Regions from separate parts of the Homo sapiens genome. Here region 2 is linked to region 1. Evidence: chromatin loops called from intact Hi-C (ENCODE). Cell type or tissue: heart right ventricle. All regions are shown on one strand. Region 1 overlaps EXD3 (exonuclease 3'-5' domain containing 3). Region 2 has its middle 7.0 kb from the start of NRARP.

Region 1 (2,500 bases):
TTTCTCATCCCCGCTTTATGGTAGAGTGTCGGGAATAACAGAGCCTTCGGCGCCACCCACTCCACAGCCCACAGTTTCCCGCGTGCGTCTGTGTCTCAAGGTGAAGGCAGCCCCATTAGCCGGGTGTCGTTTGGAGGAAGTGGCGTCCCTGTGTTCTGCCCATCCTGCGTCCCTGCAACCATCCGTCCTCCCGTCGGCCGGCGCGGGGGTGTCAGCTGGGGAGCCGTCCTGGGGACAGATGGTGGAGCCGTCCTGGCCGCCTCTGCCTGGACACCCTCAGGCCAACCCCACAGAGTTCCTGAGCCCTCCCAGGCACGTTTTGGGGAGGGTGGCTGGGGGGGAAGCCAGTGTGGGCACCAGGCTCTGGTGCTGGGCAGGGACCATGATTCAGCCCCCCAGAGAGAAGCAGCCCAGCTCTTGGATGTGAATCCACATTCGGGGGACTGTGGGACTTTTATTCTTGAGCTTGAGTTTTTTCTAGGTGTCCTCCTAATACACAGCTGCCCCGCTCTGCCCCCACCCACATGGTTCCAAGGGGCAGGGTCCAGGGTCAGGGCCCAGCCTCCTGGCCAGGGCCATCTGTCTCAGCGTCCTAGACCTGCCTGTCTGCAGGTCCCAGGCATCGGTGCAGCACTGATGAACTTGGCGAATTCAGGGAACTTGGGCCTGGGTGTGGAGGTGGGGGCCAGAGGCCACCCACGGAGCTCCGGCCAAACATCCACGCTGGGGACCAAAGGCCCCCAGAAGCTACTGCACGAGGAGGCGACCTCAGGGAGGGCTGGCTGGGGCTTCTGGGGCCGGAGAGCGGGTCTGGGAGGTCCCTCGGTGTCAGCTCCAAGCCCCACCCGCCCTTCTCGGACCCCGTGCCCCTGCGTGGTATCCCTGAGTTGGGGTGCGTGGGGTGCTGTGTGCTGAGTGGGGTGTGTCCCCCAGGGCTCTCCCAGGCACCCTGTCCTCTCACTGCTGAGCCCTGGGGCTCACAGAGCTCGCTTGTCTTCTTCGTTCAGACAGAAGCCGCCCCTGGACATCCTGTTTTTCTTCTGTTGTATGAACAGGAAGCCAGCAATTGTGTGGGATGAGTGTCAGCATGGCCGTGTCTGAGCCCGGCACGGCAGACACTTGTCCCGCCACACCTGCCATGGGTCCCTCCAGCTCTGGCCCGAGAGACTCAGGGCTCCCCAGGGCTCCCCAGTTGCGTGGGCTGTGAGCACCATGTGTGCACGGCTGGCCCTGGAATGGCTGGGGCGGGCACCGTGGAGTGTCCATCGTGCACCGGCCATGGCCTGGAAGGAGACCCAGGCGGTCACTGCCCTGGGGCTCAGCGTTGAGGCCACAGTGAAGCGACAGGGGCAGAAGGGCAGGGGCCGGGGGCCAGGCAGGGAGCGGGGGCCGAGGGCCAGGCAGGGAACAGAGGCGCTGAGGGAGGCAGACAAGGAGTAGGGGCCGGGGGCCAGGCAGGAAGCAAGGGCCGGGGGCCAAGCACGGAGCAGGGGTGCTGAGGGAGGCAGGCAGGGAGCAGGGGTGCTGAGGGGGCCAGGCAGGGAGCGGGGGTGCTGAGGGAGGCAGGCAGGGAGCAGGGGTGCTGAGGGAGGCAGGCAGGGAGCAGGGGTGCTGAGGGAGGCAGGCAGGGAGCAGGGGTGCTGAGGGGGCCAGGCAGGGAGCAGGGGTGCTGAGGGGGCCAGGCAGGGAGCAGGGGTGCTGAGGGAGGCAGGCAGGGAGCAGGTGTGCTGAGGGGGCCAGGCAGGGAGCAGGGGTGCTGAGGGAGGCAGGCAGGGAGCAGGGGTGCTGAGGGGGCTTCCGGGCAGGCTGCTGGGTGCTCGAGAAGCAGCCTCAGGCCCAAGGGGCAGGGTCCAGGTACACGGAGGTTGGAGGCTGGGAGGATGTGGTGGGCCCTGGCTTTGACTCTCAAGGCTGAGGGGCCACGGTGGAGTCCATAAAGTGGCCTGGCCTGCCCCATATTTCTGTAGGATGCTAGGGCTGTGCCGTGTTGCGCGGCTGGGTGTTGTCTGAGGGCACAGCGTCAAGGCAGGGAGTCCCCTGGGAATCTGGAGTGGCCCAGGTCGGTGGGAGGGGGCAGACCCTGCCCACCTGGAGGGCAGAACCAGCAGGACCTGAGCAGGGCAAAGACCAGCAACACTGACTGGGGAGTAGGAGGGCCGGCATCACCAACTTCCCACCTGGAAAGGTGGATCTCGATTTGGAGAACTTAAAAAGAATAATAAGGACACCCTGCTTATTGATGGATGGATTGATTGACAGGTTCTCACTCTGTCCCCCAGGCTGGAGGGCAGTGGCACAATCAGGGCTCACTGCAGCCTCAACCTCCCAGGCTCCAGCCATGCTCCCACCCCAGCCTCCCAAGTGGCTGGGACCTCAGGAGCGCCACCATGCCCAGCTAATTTTATTTATTTTGGTAGAGATGGGGTCTTGCTGTCTTGCCCAGGCTGGTCTCAAACTCCAGGGCTCAAGCGACCCACCCACCTCAGCCTCCCAAAGTGCT
Region 2 (2,500 bases), 92 kb after region 1:
CCTGGGGAAGGAAGCCTGAGGCCGGGATGCGACGGCTTGGAACACGGGAGGGGCCGTGGAAGGTCTGGGAACCTCCGCAACTGCTGCTTCCAGGGCCTCCAGTGCAGACCCTCCGGGGCTTGGAGGTCCCCGGGAGGCCGCCCTCCACCCACCCCCGCACACTCAGGCTCCACCGCCCGGAGCCGCTCCCCCCGCTGGAAACTCCCAACACCCGTCCGGCGCATTCTTCTGCCGGGCCGTCCTTCCGACCGTCCTCCGCGCGTCCGTCTGTCGGTCTTTCTTCTCTCGCCCCTCCAAAGCCGCGGCCCCCATTCATTCCCGAGGCCTCTGCCCTTTCCTCCGCGCCGTCCGGCTCGGCGAGCAGCTGCTATGCTAATGAGGGCGGGGGGCTGGGGCCGGGGTGCGGGGGGAGGGAGCCGGGCCGTGGGGGGCATGTGGGGGTGGGGGCAGCCGCTCACAAAGCCCGATCTCTACATTCAAAACCAGCCGGGCCATTCCGGTCCCCAGCGCGCCAGGCGGGGACGGCGGGGACGGTGGGGACGGCGGGGACGGTGGGGGCGGGGCGCCTGCGCACCCGGAAAGCGCCCGCACCGCGAGGGGCGAGGGCAGAGCCGAGGGCCGGGCCGAGGGGGCGCACCCGGCTCGCAGCGCCGCGCACCCACTCGCCCCAGCGCTGGGGTCGCGGCCTGGGACGCGCGGCTCGTCCTGGGGACCCCGCCCCGCCCACCAGACGCCGCCGCGCGTGGGGCTAGAGTGCGCCCGGCGCAGGTGGGGAGGGGGGTCCGACCCAGCGCGGACCTCGCCGGAGACACCCCGCCCGCCCCGGCCCGGTCCGCGGGGGCATGCGAGGCAGGGGAGGGGGCGCGCCCGGGGCTCCCACCGACCTCGCCCGGGCGCAAGGGCCGGAGCCCCCGGGTTCCCGAGCCTCGGAGCCGCCGCGGCTGTGCTGCCGCCCTGTGGCCGCCGCCCGCACTGCGCCTCGGGCCCGGCCGCGCTCCAGCGCGTGCACCCCGCACTCCGCCCTGCCCCGGACCTCCGCGGGCCCCGAGTCTTCCTGCCAGCCCCTCGGCCCCAGGGAGGCGGGGCGGGCGCCGGGGTAGACGGCGGGGCCATGTGGGCTTTGCTAGCTCGGGAGCGGGGCGGGGTGGGAGGCTGCGGGGAGCCGGGCCCCAATGCCCGGAGGTCAGGGGCGCCCTGGGGCAGAGGAAGCGGCAGGTACCCCTTAGCGACTCGTGGCTTCTGCAGCCCCTAGAAGGACCCCCAGACGAGGGTCTGGAAAAGTGACCCCTTCATAGTCCTAAACAAGCAGTTGGCAATGGTGTGCCGTTCTCCACGCGGTCCGATGGGAAAGGGAGGCCCTGAGCCGCAACGAGTAAGTAGATAGTCAGCAGGACCACGTGGACGCGACCAACCACAGGTCACACTTCGGACGGGAGCAGGACCCGGCGCCCATCCCTCAGGACCGCCGAGAGCCGGGCCCTCTGGGCCGCAGGTGCCGCTACCTTAGCCATGGAGCCGCAGCAGAGGAGGCCGGCGCTGGAATTGCAGGCTCGTCCTGGCTGCCCCGCCGCACTCCTCTCACGGAAGTGGCTGTGCCGGAGGCGCGAGAACAGAACTCTGTTCAGACGCTCGCGTGCTCGGAGAATGGAGCCTGGAGACCTGGTTCACACCCGCTATGTGTTTAAATGGATAAAACGCTCCTCAGGTCTGTGAGCCTGCAAACAAGGTCCCCACTGCCATCTGCTGGCCCCACAGACAAGAACCCACACAGGAATGAAGCCCAAAATATCCCATAAACTTTCCAAAGAGAAATGACAAAACTGAAATAGTAGTGGTGTCAAAACACAGTGTACTTCTCAGCCCAATGAAGCTGGGATGGGTGGCCCAGGGAGCCCCAGACTTCATGGATAGGCTTTTCGTTCACATGGCTCAAAATGGCACCCCAGATCCAGCCATCACATCTGCACTCCAGCCAGCAGAAAGGAGGCAGGGCCCTCTTCTTCAAGGATGCCTCCCAAAAGTTGTGTTGCCACAGCTGCTCACATCCCATTGGCTAGAACGTAGTCATACGACCCACCTCACTGCAAGGGAGGCTGGGAAATGTAGTCTTTAATCTGTGAAATGTGCCCGCTTAAAACGGAGCCATGGAGGAAGAAGGACTAGCGATCTGGGGGGTAGGGGTTGGGTGGGCGAAAGGCTGTGCCTCCCTCGGTGGCGTCAACATCCTGGCCATGTTGTCACATGCACTTGCTGGCAAAATTCCCAAGCCATGCGCTCACAGTTTGTGCAGTGATGAGTGTGGCAAACACAGCTCAGTTAAAAATAAACATCATTTTATAGATTAGCTGAAGAATACAATGTCCCACGAGACTATGTGGCCATCAGGAAATTAACTTTTCTGACCTAATGGCCCAGGAAGCACTGCGGGCAGCGTCTCGCCCCGTGTAACGCAGCACCCGCAGAAGTGCCCGGGATCAGCCTTTGCCTCGGCGGGATCCTG

Evidence for each region. Peaks named below come from ENCODE experiments on the same cell type or tissue, not always from the same donor. Only the 100,000 strongest peaks of a DNase experiment are listed, where the experiment ranks them.
Region 2: a loop joins it to region 1, with 2.4 times the contacts of the local background. A loop is called at or near these places in 2 of 110 quality-filtered maps.

Annotation. Positions count from the first base shown.
Region 1 is chr9:137,386,046-137,388,545 of GRCh38, reverse strand. All of the region lies in intron 2 of EXD3 (exonuclease 3'-5' domain containing 3), which reads left to right. Among named protein-coding and RNA genes, the nearest start is that of EXD3, 36 kb to the left of the region's middle. In heart right ventricle, no CTCF peak of the experiment used is centred here; no DNase peak of the experiment used is centred here; H3K4me3 peaks cover 1,010 bases; H3K27ac peaks cover 1,544 bases.
Region 2 is chr9:137,293,992-137,296,491 of GRCh38, reverse strand. No RefSeq gene overlaps it. Among named protein-coding and RNA genes, the nearest start is that of NRARP, 7.0 kb to the left of the region's middle. RefSeq lists a silencer at 837-1,246. In heart right ventricle, CTCF peaks have their summits at 979 (motif pointing left) and 1,751 (motif pointing left); no DNase peak of the experiment used is centred here; H3K4me3 peaks cover 1,807 bases; H3K27ac peaks cover 1,888 bases; H3K27me3 peaks cover 944 bases.